Regions from separate parts of the Mus musculus genome. Here region 2 is linked to region 1. The links are chromatin loops, found by intact Hi-C in ENCODE. Cell type or tissue: heart. All regions are shown on one strand. Links, peaks and the distances in the headings refer to the core of each region. The heading gives the core; the rest is flanking DNA.

Evidence for each region. A loop is a pair of places that touch in the nucleus more often than their neighbours do. Peaks named below come from ENCODE experiments on the same cell type or tissue, not always from the same donor. Only the 100,000 strongest peaks of a DNase experiment are listed, where the experiment ranks them.
Region 2: it touches region 1 in a loop (5-fold over the local background); 28 of 42 quality-filtered maps call a loop at or near these places.

Annotation. Positions count from the first base shown.
Region 1 is chr10:12,918,101-12,926,517 of GRCm38, forward strand. B230208H11Rik (RIKEN cDNA B230208H11 gene) reads right to left here and starts at 5,027. Exons shown (of 3, transcript NR_038028.1): 1 at 4,474-5,027; 2 at 3,509-3,617. It overlaps n-TLtaa3 (a tRNA gene), which reads right to left and starts at 4,553; the gene lies at 4,471-4,553. In heart, for the core only: CTCF peaks have their summits at 1,424, 3,544 (motif pointing right), 4,672 and 5,182; DNase peaks (open chromatin) are centred at 1,341, 4,571 and 4,931; H3K4me3 peaks cover 1,962 bases; H3K27ac peaks cover 2,371 bases.
Region 2 is chr10:12,992,477-13,000,893 of GRCm38, forward strand. No RefSeq gene overlaps it. Among named protein-coding and RNA genes, the nearest start is that of Sf3b5, 12 kb to the right of the region's middle. In heart, for the core only: a CTCF peak has its summit at 4,836 (motif pointing left); a DNase peak (open chromatin) is centred at 4,805; H3K27ac peaks cover 269 bases.

The DNA.
Region 1 (8,417 bases), core at 336-8,335:
ACACTCACTTCTGTGTGGCCTTATGGGATGTGTATTAATTATGGATTTTACAAGCATGCCTACTTCTGTGTGTAGTTATGTAGGAGGGAGACTGGAGAACTCAGACAAATATACTTTTTTTTTAATTGCTCTTACTATTTTTTGGTAAATATTTATTTATTTATTTATAATGTATATGAGTACACATGTGGTTGTGAGCCATCATGTGATTGCTGGGAATTTGAGTTCAGGACCTCTGCTTGCTCCGGTTGGCTCCGCAGGCTCTGGCCTAAAGATTTATTTATTATTATATCTTAAGTTCACTGTAGCTGTCTTTAGAGACATCAGAAGAAGGTATCAGATCTCATTCAGGACCTTCGGAAGAGCAGTCAGTGCTCTTAACTGCTGAGCCATCTCTCCAGCCCCTGAGGCAAATATCAACTCTTTCTGTAGCTGATGTTGCTGTAGCTATAGCTGTTGTAGTAGCTATAACTATAGCTGTAGCTGTAGCTGTAGCGCACGAGAGAGAGAGAGAGAGAGAGAGAGAGAGAGAGAGAGAGAGAGAGAGAGAGAATCTACATTCAGGTACATGCACTTGAGTGTCAGTTGTGAGCCACTAAGTGAGTGCTGGGAATTGAACCTGTGTCTTCTAGAAGAACTAGCTCTTAACCACTGAGCAATCTCTCAAGCCCCAAGAAGCAAATATCAACTCTTTCTGTAGCTGATGTTGCTGTAGCTGTAGCTGTAGCTATTGCTGTTTTACTTTCCTTGTTTGAGACAGGCATTACTGTAGCCTGGCTGGCCTGGAATCTACTATGTAACTCAGGCTCCTGAGTGCTGGGATTACAGATTTCCACTAGGCCCAGGCTATCATTTTTTTTTTTTAATTTTTATGTGCATTGGTATTTTGCATACATGTGAATATGTATGAAGGCGCCAGATCCCTTGGAACTAGAGTTGTAGACAATTGTGAGCAGCTGGGAATTGAACCTAGGTCCTCTGAAAGAACAGCTGGTGCTCTTGACCACTGAGCATCTCTCCAGCCCCTCGCTGTGTTTCTTAATACAGCAGTCATTTGTGTGTCTGTGTGTCTACCAAACCTGATTAAAATTTATTTGTGGCACATTTCTACCACATCCTCCAGATGAGGATACAATGAACAGAATCAGGGGTGAACTATGTCCAGGGGATTTGGGGGCCATTCATTTATTCAGTGTTCAGAGAGTGCACGTAACATTCTAGAGGCGCTCACTGTTAGGCTTAGGTCCCAGTTCACACTGGTGAGCACCCAGGGCGGGCCCTGGGCTGAGAGGGCTGACAGAGCAGCCAGTGCTGCCCTGGCCTGACTCACTTCCTGTGTCCCAGACCATTACTGCCCCGGGCAGTCTGCTCACACTGGCAGGCCACTTCCTATGTCTCTATGTGGACTTTAGTCTGTGTGCAATACTGACCCCTATCGCCTAGGATTCAGTTTTAACTATGTCCTTCCTTCCTTCCTTCCTTCCTCCCTCCCTCCCTTCCTTCCTCCCCTCCTTCCTTTCACTGGGGCCTCATTAACTAGCCCTTGCTTGCCTAAAATGTGTTATGTAGACCAGGTTGGTCTCACACTGTCAGAGATTCACCTGCCTTTGCCTCCCAAGTGTTTAATTAGAAGCTTATGCACTTAATTAAAGGCATTCATTTGTATCATTCGTTCAAATGGTGAAACAGCCATCACTCTGTTCTAGGTCTAGAAGCACTGTTCATGGAAATTAAGCTTAAGCCAGATTGGTTCACACGCACACCCCTAAAATAGTCCTGTGCCTAATTGTACAGATATGAATAGATGCATGTTCTCTACCTCCTTTGGTGTCATCCTTACTATTAAACTATCTCGAGATTCCATTTCATCTTAGTCAGAAAGGCTACCATTAAGAAATCACACACGCAAAAAAACCATACCAAACCAAACCAAACCAAACAAACAAACAAAACAGAATAAAACAAAACCTCAAACCAACAAAACAAAACAAAATCAATTAAAATAAATCTCCTCCTTCCAAAAGCTGTGCATAGTAGTGACCCCATGTCTTTAATGTTAACACTTGGGAGGCAGATGCAGGCAGATCTCTGTGAGTTCAAGGCCAGAATGGTCTATATAGTGAATTCCAGTCTATCCAGGACATAGAGAGAGACCCTGTCTCAAAACACACACACACACACACACACACACACACACACACACACCCCTAAAAATAGACCTACCATATAGTATACTACTCCTGGGTGTTTACCAAAGAAACCTAAGACAGCAACCGCAAAGATCTGTGTGCACAGACACATATGCAGGCATGTTTAAAGCTGCACCCCCGCTGCCAAGGAAAGAGGTCAGCCCAGGCACTGAACAGTGGCTGAGTGAATAGAGAAAACTCAGTGTACCTGCACAATCGGGTTTTTGTTCTGCCATATCTCAGAACAAACTTAGGCCATTTTCAGAAGAAAGATGAAACTGGAGATCATGTTAACGGAAACAAGACAGTTCACAAAGACATATACCACAGATTCTCTCTCCTGTGGAATCTGCTTTGGAAATGGATATCTATAAAACTTGAACGTAGATGGCAGTACATGGGAAGAGTAAAGGATTTGAGCACAAGGGTGGGTCGAGCATCACAGAGCAACAGGCTGCATACAAGCAAACCACGGGATACACAGGTTTGAAAATGTCACTATGAAATACATCATTTTGTGCTATGAATATACTAATAAACTTTTAAGAACCCGAGGCATTAAATTTTACTTCCTTTGAATCATTAGCACACGCCTGAAGTACATTGCATGCATTTGAGGTGTTTATCGACTAATTAAAACTCTACCTAAAGATAAACAGCAGCCTGGATGGAGCTGAGGAGGTGGCTCAGCAGCTAAGAGCACTTGCTGTTCTTACAGAGGACCTGGGTTTGGTTCCTGGAGCCCACGTGGCAGATTGTAAACCAACCCCAGTTCCAGGGCACCTGTAGCTTCCTCCTGACCGCACAGCAGGCACCCATGTGGTGTACTTACAGACAACCGCGCATACACACTAAAATAAATGAATAAAAGTGAAAGACCAAAAAGCTAATCAAAACCCCCAAGCCCCAACTGACCGCTGAGGACTGAGAACGCTTCTGGTGTAGGAGTCTTCCAACTGACCACGATGTCTGTTTAACATTGATGGCTCATGCAAACAAACACACACGCATACATGCATACACACATACACACATACATATACATATCCCCCTAACTTCATAGCTGTCTTCAGCATTTGAAAGGAAAATGCGTAACTGAAACAAAGATTATTGACGCCAAAGAAGGGTTTCATCATACAGTTAAAACAATGCTCATGAAAATTATTTCAGTGATGAGTTATTCTGCTTAATGGAAGATCTTTTTTAAATAAATAAATAAAGATTAAAAGATTTGGAGGAAAAGTCAACTTCCTGTCTGTAACTTAAGACAGTTATTAAAAAACAAAAAAAAAAGATAAGGTTTATTCAAACAAACTTACCTCAAGTTTACCAGTAGGTGTCACAATTTAAATATGCTGATATCATTTCCCACAGAGTTCCGAGTTTTTCGAAAAATATTTTTCTACGACTCCAGATAACTGAATGGACCTGAGGAACACGTGAAAATAAATGATCAATGGTAATAACCAACGTTTCCGAGGTTTTATGATTGTAGAGAGGGGTTTATTTAATCAGTGTCTCAACTTATTCAAAAGGCTGGGGAGTTCCTTGAGCCACGCCTACAAAATGTGTTTAAGATCTTGGACTGCTTTGATAAAAAACACTTTTGGAGAGAATAGGGTGGCACACGCCTTTAATCCCAGCACTTGGGAGGTAGAGGCAGGAGGATTTCTGAGAGTTCGAGGCCAGCCTGGCCTACAAAGTGAGTTCCAGGACAGCCAGGGCTACACGGAGAAACCCTGTCTCGAGAAACCAAAAACCAAACCAAACCAAACCAAACCAAAACAAAAAAACCCAAAGAAAATAGGAGAAGATAAAAATCGAAAATATTTCAAATTCTGGGTCTTCATGGTCAAATGGTACATTTTTGAAAGACTGCATGTGAACACGTTAAACTTTGAGGGGGGGGGAAATGAAAAGAAAGGAAAGAAAGAAAACAAAGGGAAAGGAAGAAAAAAGAAGGGGGTGGGGAGCGGACAGAGGAAAGGCAAAAGCGGACTTGTTTTTTTTTTTTTTTTTTTTTTCTTTTTTCTTCTGTGCAAAAGTACTTTTGCAAAAAGTTAGCCAATACCAGACCTCTCCGGGGAGCCTCTTCCCGCCTGGCTCAGGTCGGTTCCTGGAGACACGGTCGCTTCACTGCGGGAAATTGGGCTGCCTTGTAGCAGCGCCCTATTAAGGATTAAAGAACATTTCTTTCAACTGAAATAAGACTTCTAAATTTCCAAAAGCTCTGGACCTAAAAACAACTGACAGACCGCGGCAAGGAACAAAACAGCAACTTTACCAGGAGTGGGGTTCGAACCCACGCAGACATATGTCCATTGGATCTTAAGTCCAACGCCTTAACCACTCGGCCATCCTGGTGCAGGCGTGCTCTCTTCTCTTTGCTGTTCCTACAAAGCTCACAATACCGTCCTCATTTTCCCCAGTTACTCGAGGATGCTTCTGCGCAGGCTGCGCGGCGCTTTCCCGACCCGGCTACAGAGACTCGGAGACTGCCGCCGGGGTTTCGCGCCGCCGCCGCCGCCGCCGCTCACTGTCGCCCCGAGATCTCGGCGGCAGCGAAGGAACTGCAGGAGCAGAGAGCGGGACAGAGCTCTGGGCCGGCGGGCGCCGGCTCTCCTTGCTCACTGTAGGTGCGCGGGCGCGACAAACAAACTCCACAGCTAACTTCTGGGCTCCGGAGCGGAGGTGGGAGGGGTCCCTCGGGCGGTGTAGGCACGGGTCCGCAGGGCAACCATCAGTGTGTTTCTTCTAAATCGAATAGGTTCCCGGGGCCCGGCACCTGTGCGCGCGCGGCTTTCCTTCCTCGCCAGTGTTACCACATGCCGGAAGGAGGTTCCGGAGAAAGAGGAGGTTCCGGAGAAAGCTGTGTGGTCAGGGCAGTGTGGCCCAATCCCCCACCCCCTCCCTGGTTGTGTAGACACTGTCCCCTTTGCTCTGCTTCAAATGCAGGGTCAAGACCTCCTGGATTCCTGCCACCCCTACAGCTCCCCTAGAGGGCAAACTCTTGTTTTAACTTGTCTCCTGTTTTAGCTCCCCTTTTGTTGTTGGGACAAAACACCCACAACAAAAAGCAATTTAGGGTACAGCGGTTTATTTGCATTACTTCGGCTGTTCCTCAAAACCTTGGCTCTACCCCAGGGTTCAGGCTAGGTGTTTCTGCAGCTGCAGGCAGGGAGCTGGTGGCTGAGCCTTGCTCTGGCTGTCCCACCTTGTCCCTCTCCCCTAACCCACCCCCATGTTTGGTTTATACAGGTCTGGTGGCTTCAGTCTTTGACTGTAAACCTAGGATGCACTGTTTCACAAAGTGCCCCACTGTTTCAGACCTCCCAGTGGCTCCCTCAAACATTTTCTCAGTTTCACTGTAATGATCCAACTGCTCTACCATCTCTCACAGCTCTGTGACCCCCAGGGAACACCCAGCTTTTGGTTCTCTTGAGTCCTGGTTAAGTCTGACCGGACTCCTTACGAAGGAACTCTACTCTAGCATCCAGACAGCTCCTGTCTATCTCCCAATGGCGGGAACTCCACTGACCTTTGCCTGACCATGTTCCTCAATAGTACCTTTAGGGCATCCAGGGTAAGCACTCAGAGAAGTACACCAGAGAGCCTAGGTCCTCAGGCCTTGTTCTCTGTGCGGACACTGTGCTAGAGTCTGGAGGCAGCCTGTGGAATGTAACATGGGGTCAGTAACATGGGGTGATTACCTCACCAGGTGATCAGAGAGAGGCCTGAAGCTGCACGCAATGGGTGTTAAATGCAAATGAGAACATGAGAACATGTGCACTCTATAACCCAAGCATTGCTCTAAGCTCCCTACACACAGTTTTGTCTAGCTTGATTTTTTTTTTTTTTTTTTTTTGAGATAGGGTCTCACTATGTAGCTCTGGCTGTCCTGGAACTCTCTATATAGACCAGGCTGTCCTTAAACTCACAGAGACCTGTCTGTCTCTGCCTCCTAAATGTCAGGGTTAAAGGCTTAGAGTGAGTACCACTCTTCAGGGGCTCGGTTAATTTTCTTAATAACTGTAATGTAGGCGTTCCTATCCTCATTTTGAATGAGGCCATAGAGATCTCTTGCAGACTTGCTCAACTAAAGGAAGCCCCCTGCCTGCACTGCTGCTGTTGCCCGGGGCTGCAGAACTTCTCCACCAACCCAGCTTTGCACCGGAGGGTTCTTCTCAGAAATATTCTTTCTGGTGCTCTAGACGATTGCATTTCCGTTTTCTGGCCTCAGTTCAGGGATGGGTCTGGAACACAAGTTAGTTTTTAATCAGAGTTGCAAGTAATCCTTGGGTTCCTTGGGAAGAGATGTCAGTCAGTCATCGATGGAGCATATCATATTGTGATAAGGAGTACCGTAACAGTCATTCACACCCCATATAGTGTTCTGTGATATGAGGAGCTCATGGAGCTACCTGCAGTTATTTAGCCAACAGCCTTCAACCATCAGGTGCTGCTAATGACTGTGTTTAAGTCTTCAGATTCCAGTCCCAGATCCTCAAGTGACATCCCCTCACCCAAAGCCACTAAATCCTCTAAGTGCCCAGAGGCCATAGAAAAGAAACCCACCTGGCCTCACTATACATTAAAAAAAGAAAAAAAGATGTATTTATTTACTATGTAAAGTGTTCTGTCTGCATGCCAGAAGAAGGAGGCACCAGATTTTGATATAGATGGTTATGAACTATCATGTGGTTGCTGGGAATTGAACTCAGGACCTCCAGAGGAGCAGCTAGTACTTTTTACCTCTGAGCTGTCTCTCCAGCCCCCATACATTTTTTTTTAAACTCTTGATTTTCAGTATCTGTGGACATAATAAAAATCACTATTGTTTGGCAATGCTTAAGTTTGTATGCTGAAGCGAAGCAGATCTGAGGCTGACAATCTCGGAGCATTGTGATGAAGCACTGAGAGTATTATGAGATATGTCTTCCACCTTCACTGGGAATCTTCTGGGGGAAGATGCTGCTCCTGGGGGAAGACGCTGTTTTCCATATCTACATCTTCTGTGAGAACAAAAGTCTTATCCCTAGTAAGTAGCTGCAAGGGAGTCCAGGAAGCAAAAGTTCTAGTGTTTGTTTTACGATGGTGTCCTCAAGTATGAGAAATTACCCAAGCACAGGGAAAGGGTGTTCAAGTGAGGCTAACAATCTCAAGGCATAAAAAAACACTCGCTTTAGTGTTTGAAGGAAACATGGAAACCCTTTCATAATGGCACTTGCTATAGCCAACAGTGTTAGCCCATACATTAACTAGATTTTATAACGTAATGACTGTCAGGTTAAGAAGCTATTTGGGCATGATTCTTAAAGGAAAGTTTCATGATAAATTATCTTCACAATGCATATGTGTTTAGTTAAGCTATGATATGCTGTACAGATTGCTTTAAAATGGTTTTGCCCCTAGCCAGGAGGTGGTGGTTTATGCCTTTAATTCCCACACTGGGGAGGCAGAGGCAGATGGATCTCTGAGTTCAAGGGCTAGTTCTAGGACAGTCAGGGCTACACAAAGAAATCCTGTCTTGTAAATAAAAAATACCCTTGAGTGCTTTTTGGACAGTCTTACTCCATAGCCCAGGTTGGCCTCTCACCCTCCTGTCTCAGCCTCCCTGTTGTTAGGATGATAGGTTACACTGGCATGTCTAGTCATGTCCAGGCTATGAATGTGTTGATATTCCCCCCGTCAATAGATAGGGCTTACTTCCTATCCCCTGTGAGCCTGGACTGGCTGCATGGATTCATTTTTAAATAATAGAATTAAGCAGATAGAGGCATGCACCCAGCTAATCATTGGTGGCTTGCTTTCAGATCATTCTCTGTGAAGGAAGCCAGCTGCTCTGTCATGAATAACTCTATAGAGGCTCCCATAGTGAGGACCTGAAGCTCCAAGCCCCCAGCTTCTACCTCCTACCTCCCAGCTCCTACCTCCCACTTTCCAGCTCCCACTTCTCAGCTCCCACCTCCCACCTCCCACCTCCCACCCTCTACCCCAGAACCCAAGATTTCCATGAGTGAGCTTGGATAGATTTCTCCAGCTCAGTACAATCTTCAGATGGCCATGGCTCTAGCCAAAACTTTGACTGCAACTGGTGAGTGACCCTGAGCAGGAATCACCCAGCTAAGGCCCTGTTCCCCAACCCCCAAGAACTGTGAATGAAAACCAGCTTTTGTGATTGTATGTTTGCATTATTTCTTACATGGCTGTGGATGATCAATGCATTTC
Region 2 (8,417 bases), core at 118-8,117, 74 kb after region 1:
GCTATGCAGTGGTAGGGGTTGGTGTTGATGTCCATATATTATGGCTCATGTTATTGTTGTTGATCCAATTTAAACTTACCCCCATCTAGCTTACAGATGAATGAGAGTCAGACTATGGTTAATTTATTTGGCTTTGACAATTACTGGGGAGTAATCGCTAATCTACTCTGGAAAATGCTGGAAATATCACTAGACTTGCTCTAAAATTATATTACGGAGCGATAGTAACAAAGAACAGCATGGCCCTGACATATGGACCATCAGAATAGAAAGGAGGACCCAGAAATAAGCGGATACAGCTACAATTACCTATTTTTTGTCAATATATAAAAACCACACAACAAATATATACAAAACAAATACATCGTAATATATTTGCATACAAATGCACATACATAGGACAAAGACAGCCTGCTCAACAGCAGTTCAAAAACTATGTAAAAGAATAAAACTAGACTGATGTATCCAATGCTGCACAAAAATTAGTTAAAGGCAAAAAACAGGAATAATATGTCAAGACAAAGGATTAGATAAGGATTTTCTAAAAGAGATTTCAATAATAGGGGAAATAATCCCAAGAATTGACAAATGGCGTTACACAATATTAAAAGTTTATGCATGGTGAAGGAAAAGCTTATCAGAGTGAAAGTTCAGCGTAGAATAGAGAAAATTCTGCCAGCTATGCATCCAACAAGAGATTACTGTCTATATAAGGAACTGCAGAAAAATTAAACGCCAAACCAAAACAAAAAATAAAATCAAACCATCTAATCACTAAATGGGCTAATGAAGAAAATAATAGTTCTCAAAGAAAGAAACACAAACAGCTAATAATCACATCCTTGGCCATCAGGGAAATGCAAATTAAAGCTCTTGTGGGATAGCTGTTGTGAGAAGGCTCGCACGAGTCAAAATGCTCATTACGGAAACAAGCCACTGCGAATGCTGGTGAGGGTGTGGAGAGAAGGCAGTCCTTAGACACCTCTGGCGGTACAGGCGCTGAGAGTCAATGCGAAGGTTCCCAACCAACTAAACAGAGACCCACCTCCCAGGCACACACCCTAACGTCTCTATACCTCACTGTGGAGACATTTGCACGCTTATCTTTATTGCTATACTGTTCACAGCCGCTAAGAAGTGGAAGCAGCCCAGATACCCATCAGCAGATGAGACGGTAGAGAAAACGTGGCAGAAATGCACGATGAAACTTCATTTTCCTGGAAAGGAAAGCGAAACTACAGCATTTACAGAAAAGTGGCTGAAAGGAGAGATCACTATGGTGAGTGTGGGCTAGTGGAGCTGACAAACGCAACAAGTTGGTGAAGTGTGCATGTGTGCGTGCGTGCGTGCGTGCGTGCGTGCGTGCGTGCGTGCGTGGAGCCATAAGTTTAGAAAGGTCTCATAGAGAAAAGAAAAGAAAGAGGTCTTATGGGAGGCCAATGGGGAAAGATGATGGGGGTGGGCAATGGAACCCATGTGATATGAAAGCACAAACGAGGGCTTTTAGAGGAGGAAGGCGAACAGCAGGTTTGGTGCGGCCAGATGAGAGGAAGCAGTAGGAGAGGGGCTGAGAAAGGAAGCGGGGCGTGGTGGCCACCATGCCTTTAATCTCAGCACTTGGGAGGCAGAGACAGGTGGATTTCTGAGTTCGAGGACAGCCTAGTCTACAAAGTGAGTTCCAGGACAGCCAGGACTACACAGAGAAACCCTGTCTGGAAAAAAGAAAGCAAAACAAAAAAGGGCAATGAATGAAAATGCCGCACTGGACTCCATCCCTTGGTTCTGCGATGTGAAAATTCACACAATGTGTAATCTGTTGATAAACCACAGGTTTCTGCTTACACAACATTAAATTTAACAATTAAAGTTACTGTGGTGCTTTGAATATGCTTGGCCCCGGGACTAGCTGCCTGGAAGTCAGTCTTCTCTTGGATCCCTTTGGAACACGATGTAGAACTCTCAGCTCCATCTCCAACTGCCGTGCTTTGGCCATGATGATAATGGACAGAACCTCCGAATCTGTAAACTTGCCCCAGTTAAGTGTTGCCACGGGCATGGTGTCTCTTCACAGCAATGGAAACGCTGAGACAGACAGCCATCCTTCTCCTTTTACAGAAATCCTTCAGCCGTGTGTGTGTGTGTGTGTGTGTGTGTGTGTGAGACATTCTCCTGAATGAACGATCTCATCATTATGATGTATACTGTGGTCCTGTGGTCAGTCTCATCTCAGCCTGGACTTGACTTTTGAGTGTGGACTGAATGACAAGTTCAATCTCATCTTTGAATTTATTTATTTATTTATTCATTGGTACACAATTGTTCTTTCATTGCTCATAAAAATTGCGTTTTCTGTCTCTTAGTGAGCCTTTCTCACAGATTCAGCATTTATGTGTGGCCTGTTTCATATTCTCATTCCTGAAATATAGAAGCACTATTAATTTCTTACATTGATTTTTATCTTCGGCAACCACCCTTAAATATGTTAAACTGCATTAAAGGGTTTAATATATTTAATTTATTTTTAGCGTTATAAATGGTTGACCAAGCAAGCACAGAATTCTAACAAGCAAGGCCTTCCAGAACATCTCATCCAAGGCTCTTACGAGTCCAAATTTAACTTAGGAATTTATTGAGTTCATTTCTCTTAAATATTAGAATGTCCCACACATCCTTGTTCACAGCATTGTCCTAAGCCTGAAATTCTAAGTCCATTAGCCTCCTCTGAGAGTTGAAACCCACGACATTTGTTAGAACCTGCTTTATGTTTAACTGTTTCAAACATGAACGGAGTATCCCCAAACCTGGCGTGAATGCGTGGAGCTGGCAGTGTGATTTCATCCACCGTCTTCGTATCTGCTCATGCGTCTTCCCTTATATGTGGAACACTCAGGACAGGGTATGTGCACCAACCCTGCATGGAGTCACAGGGCCCATTTTAGGACATAGACGACGCCCTGGAGCAGGTCCTGGTTACCAAGTACAGTCTCTGACCATGAGGTTCTTTGCCACTAATAAAGGATGTCTTTTCTCTGTCTGTCTTTCTGAGCTCACAAGATCAACAGCCTATCTCACTGAACTTCCCAGGGTACAGTACCTGCTCAGCTATGTGAATCAACGAAGCATCCTTCGGAGAGAGGAGCCAGGCTTGTAAAAGGGCTTTGGGCACTTTGGGTTTGGGACTCGTGTTTTAAAACGGGCTGAACGTGTTTGAAGCGACAGCTGGTGGACGAGAGAGCAGGGTGTGGCAGTTTTTTAGAAAGGGTGCAGTTAGTTGGGGTCGGGTACTGCAGCGGTGGGTGAGACATCCGGAACATGGCCAATGCTCACCTTGTTCTCAAGGCAGAGTGTGGGTAAAGCCGAGGCAAAAGCGCAGGCTCCCGCCCTTCTGAACATTCCCAGCAAAACGATCAAAGCAAAACGCAAGGATCGCCTTGGCTAAGGAAGCCACACAAAAGCAGAGAAGAAAGGACTGGACAGAGCGAGGATGTAGCCCGTGCAGTAGAGCGCTTGCCCAGCACTGTACAATCCCCTGCGGTTGATCCTCAGCACACCGTAAACAGGGCAAGCTGGTACATTTACATAGCCTGGGCTACATGAGACCTTGTCTCAAAACAATTTTTTTTTTAAATAAAAAGAACAAAACAAAAAACAAAGGAATTACAATGCTAGAAGACCCCAAAGGTGGGGTTCTGCCTGAGATATTTTTACATACCTAACAATGAATCACTTTCTCAACTTACTAAGCAGTTAACTTGTGGCTCTTGGTTGAGGCTGTCCACCCTACCCCTTCCCACCCCTGAGGCAGATGTTGATCCAGAAGTGGAGAGACTTGAAATTGCTTTGCTAGAGACTTCTGTAAGCTAAAGAAGAATGTCCAAGACTGGGCAGGGAAGCGTCCAGTGTGGTTGAGCCATGGCCACGTAGGGCAGTCCATTCCACCTCCAAATTCCTTTCTGACCTAAAGCTCCAGTAAACAAATTATAAAGAATGTTTAGTGCTTAGAAAAATTGTAAGGGCTAAGACCAGGAAGTTCTGAAGCAAGCACAAAATTCCCTGTCTTCCTGGACCTTGTATTCTAATCAGGGAGACAAATGGGTACACGTGTGTTAAACGTGTGTGTGCTGGTAGTGGGCGCTCAAGGAAAAGCCAGGTTTAGGAGAAAAGGGGCTGATTGCACCTTTACATCCTTTAGCCTGAAATGGCCTCTGTTGCTGGCTCTGACCTCCTCCAGGGGCAAGCGGTCAACCTGCTCCAGCTTTTTCAGAGCCTCTTTGAGAGTCCTCTGACTCCAGAGCGTGTCTGGAATGCTCTTCCAGAATTCCTGTCATTGTTGGCCTGCTTTTACCTGTAAGATGTGTAAAGTGGCACCTTCCAGAACGTTTCTCCTAATCCGCTCCCCTCAATGCGCCCCGCCCCCCTTCATGTGGCTCCTGTTTATCCCTCTGCTTAAAGTACTCGTGGTCGAATCTCATTCCACCACCAAGCCATGCAGACACACACACACACACACACACACACACACACACACACTCTCACACACCGAAACCAAAACTCATGAAGAAAGAGACTCCATAACCCCATTGTCACTGAAATCCCATAATACCGCGCTGTCTAACTAAATATAAAACTTCAAAACTCCGGTGTAATAGTTGTACGATGATACGGAAATCATTCCTTCTTCGTTAGCTATGAGTCTCAGCTCGTTGCCTTTAAACACTCAGCTAACCAAAGTCTGACCTGTAGCACCCCAGTCACTAGCACTTTTCTGGCCTCTTCTGGTTGGGTAACTGGTTGGATCACCAGTCTGTGCGCCCACTTTGTGTTGTTTTGGCGCCCCCTAGTGTCAAGCATTATTGCAACACCTGTACAAAGTGAAAGTCTTTTTATTTTTTTTTTTTTTTTGCTTTTTTTTTTTTTTTTTTTTTTTTTTGGCCTAATAAGATGATTTTATTTATTTTTTTTTTTTATGGAACTTTTTTTTTTTTATTAGGTATTTAGCTCATTTACATTTCCAATGCTATACCAAAAGTCCCCCTTACCCACCCACCCCCACTCCCCTACCCACCCACTCCCCCCCTTTGGCCCTGGCGTTCCCCTGTACCGGGGCACACAAAGTCTGCGTGTCCAATGGGCCTCTCTTTCCAGTGATGGCCGACTAGGCCATCTTTTGATACAAATGCAGCTAGAGTCAAGAGCTCAGGGGTACTGGTTAGTTCATAATGTTGTTCCACCTATAGGGTTGAAGATCCCTTTAGCTCCTTGGGTACTTTCTCTAGCTCCTCCATTGGGAGCCCTGTGATCCATCCATTAGCTGACTGTGAGCATCCACTTCTGTGTTTGCTAGGCCCCGGCATAGTCTCACAAGAGACAGCTACATCTGGGTCCTTTCAGTAAAATCTTGCTAGTGTATGCAATGGTGTCAGCATTTGGAAGCTGATTATGGGGTGGATCCCTGGATATGGCAGTCTCTACATGGTCCATCCTTTCATCTCAGCTCCATACTTTGTTTCTGTAACTCCTTCCATGGGTGTTTTGTTCCCACTTCTAAGGAGGGGCATAGTGTCCACACTTCAGTCTTCATTTTTCTTGAGTTTCATGTGTTTAGGAAATTGTATCTTATATCGTGGGTATCCTAGGTTTTGGGCTAGTATCCACTTATCAGTGAGTACATATTGTGTGAGTTCCTTTGTGATTGTGTTACCTCACTCAGGATGATGCTCTCCAGGTCCATCCATTTGGCTAGGAATTTCATAAATTCATTCTTTTTAATAGCTGAGTAGTACTCCATTGTGTAGATGTACCACATTTTCTGTATCCATTCCTCTGTTGAGGGGCATCTGGGTTCTTTCCAGTTTCTGGCTATTATAAATAAGGCTGCTATGAACATAGTGGAGCATGTGTCTTTCTTACCAGTTGGGGCTTCTTCTGGATATATGCCCAGGAGAGGTATTGCTGGATCCTCCGGTAGTACTATGTCCAATTTTCTGAGGAACCGCCAGACTGATTTCCAGAGTGGTTGTACAAGCCTGCAATCCCACCAACAATGGAGGAGTGTTCCTCTTTCTCCACATCCTCGCCAGCATCTGCTGTCACCTGAATTTTTGATCTTAGCCATTCTCACTGGTGTGAGGTGGAATCTCAGGGTTGTTTTGATTTGCATTTCCCTGATGATTAAGGATGTTGAACATTTTTTCAGGTGCTTCTCTGCCATTCGGTATTCCTCAGGTGAGAATTCTTTGTTCAGTTCTGAGCCCCATTTTTTAAGGGGGTTATTTGATTTTCTGAGGTCCACCTTCTTGAGTTCTTTATATATGTTGGATATTAGTCCCCTATCTGATTTAGGATAGGTAAAGATCCTTTCCCAGTCTGTTGGTGGTCTTTTTGTCTTATAGACAGTGTCTTTTGCCTTGCAGAAACTTTGGAGTTTCATTAGGTCCCATTTGTCAATTCTCGATCTTACAGCACAAGCCATTGCTGTTCTGTTCAGGAATTTTTCCCCTGTGCCCATATCTTCAAGGCTTTTCCCCACTTTCTCCTCTATAAGTTTCAGTGTCTCTGGTTTTATGTGAAGTTCCTTGATCCACTTAGATTTGACCTTAGTACAAGGAGATAAGTATGGATCGATTCGCATTCTTCTACATGATAACAACCAGTTGTGCCAGCACCAATTGTTGAAAATGCTGTCTTTCTTCCACTGGATGGTTTTGGCTCCCTTGTCGAAGATCAAGTGACCATAGGTGTGTGGGTTCATTTCTGGGTCTTCAATTCTATTCCATTGGTCCACTTGTCTGTCTCTATACCAGTACCATGCAGTTTTTATCACAATTGCTCTGTAGTAAAGCTTTAGGTCAGGCATGGTGATTCCACCAGAGGTTCTTTTATCCTTGAGAAGAGTTTTTGCTATCCTCGGTTTTTTGTTATTCCAGATGAATTTGCAAATTGCTCCTTCTAATTCGTTGAAGAATTGAGTTGGAATTTTAATGGGGATTGCATTGAATCTGTAGATTGCTTTTGGCAAGATAGCCATTTTTACAATGTTGGTCCTGCCAATCCATGAGCATGGGAGATCTTTCCATCTTCTGAGATCTTCTTTAATTTCTTTCTTCAGGGACTTGAAGTTTTTATCATATAGATCTTTCACTTCCTTCGTTAGAGTCACGCCGAGATATTTTATATTATTTGTGGCTATTGAGAAGGGTGTTGTTTCCCTAATTTCTTTCTCAGCCTGTTTATTCTTTGTGTAGAGAAAGGCCATTGACTTGTTTGAGTTAATTTTATATCCAGCTACTTCACCGAAGCTGTTTATCAGGTTTAGGAGTTCTCTGTTGGAATTTTTAGGGTCACTTATATATACTATCATATCATCTGCAAAAAGTGATATTTTGACTTCCTCTTTTCCAATTTGTATCCCCTTGATCTCCTTTTGTTGTCGAATTGCTCTGGCTAATACTTCAAGTACTATGTTGAAAAGGTAGGGAGAAAGTGGGCAGCCTTGTCTAGTCCCTGATTTTAGTGGGATTGCTTCCAGCTTCTCTCCATTTACTTTGATGTTGGCTACTGGTTTGCTGTAGATTGCTTTTATCATGTTTAGGTATTGGCCTTGAATTCCTGATCTTTCCAGAACTTTTATCATGAATGGGTGTTGGATCTTGTCAAATGCTTTTTCTGCATCTAACGAGATGATCATGTGGTTTTTGTCTTTGAGTTTGTTTATATAATGGATTACATTGATGGATTTTCGTATATTAAACCATCCCTGCATCCCTGGAATAAAACCTACTTGGTCAGGATGGATGATTGCTTTAATGTGTTCTTGGATTCGGTTAGCGAGAATTTTATTAAGAATTTTTGCATCGATGTTCATAAGAGAAATTGGTCTGAAGTTCTCTATCTTTGTTGGATCTTTCTGTGGTTTAGGTATCAGAGTAATAGTGGCTTCATAAAATGAGTTGGGTAGAATACCTTCTACTTCTATCTTGTGAAAAAGTTTGTGCAGAACTGGAGTTAGATCTTCTTTGAAGGTCTGATAGAACTCTGCACTAAACCCGTCTGGTCCTGGGCTTTTTTTGGCTGGGAGACTATTAATAACTGCTTCTATTTCTTTAGGGGATATGGGACTGTTTAGAAGGTCAACTTGATCCTGATTCAACTTTGGTACCTGGTATCTGTCCAGAAATTTGTCCATTTCGTCCAGGTTTTCCAGTTTTGTTGAGTATAGCCTTTTGTAGAAGGATCTGATGGTGTTTTGGATTTCTTCAGGATCTGTTGTTATGTCTCCCTTTTCATTTCTGATTTTGTTAATTAGGATTTTGTCCCTGTGCCCTTTAGTGAGTCTAGCTAAGGGTTTATCTATCTTGTTGATTTTCTCAAAGAACCAACTCCTCGTTTGGTTAATTCTTTGAATAGTTCTTCTTGTT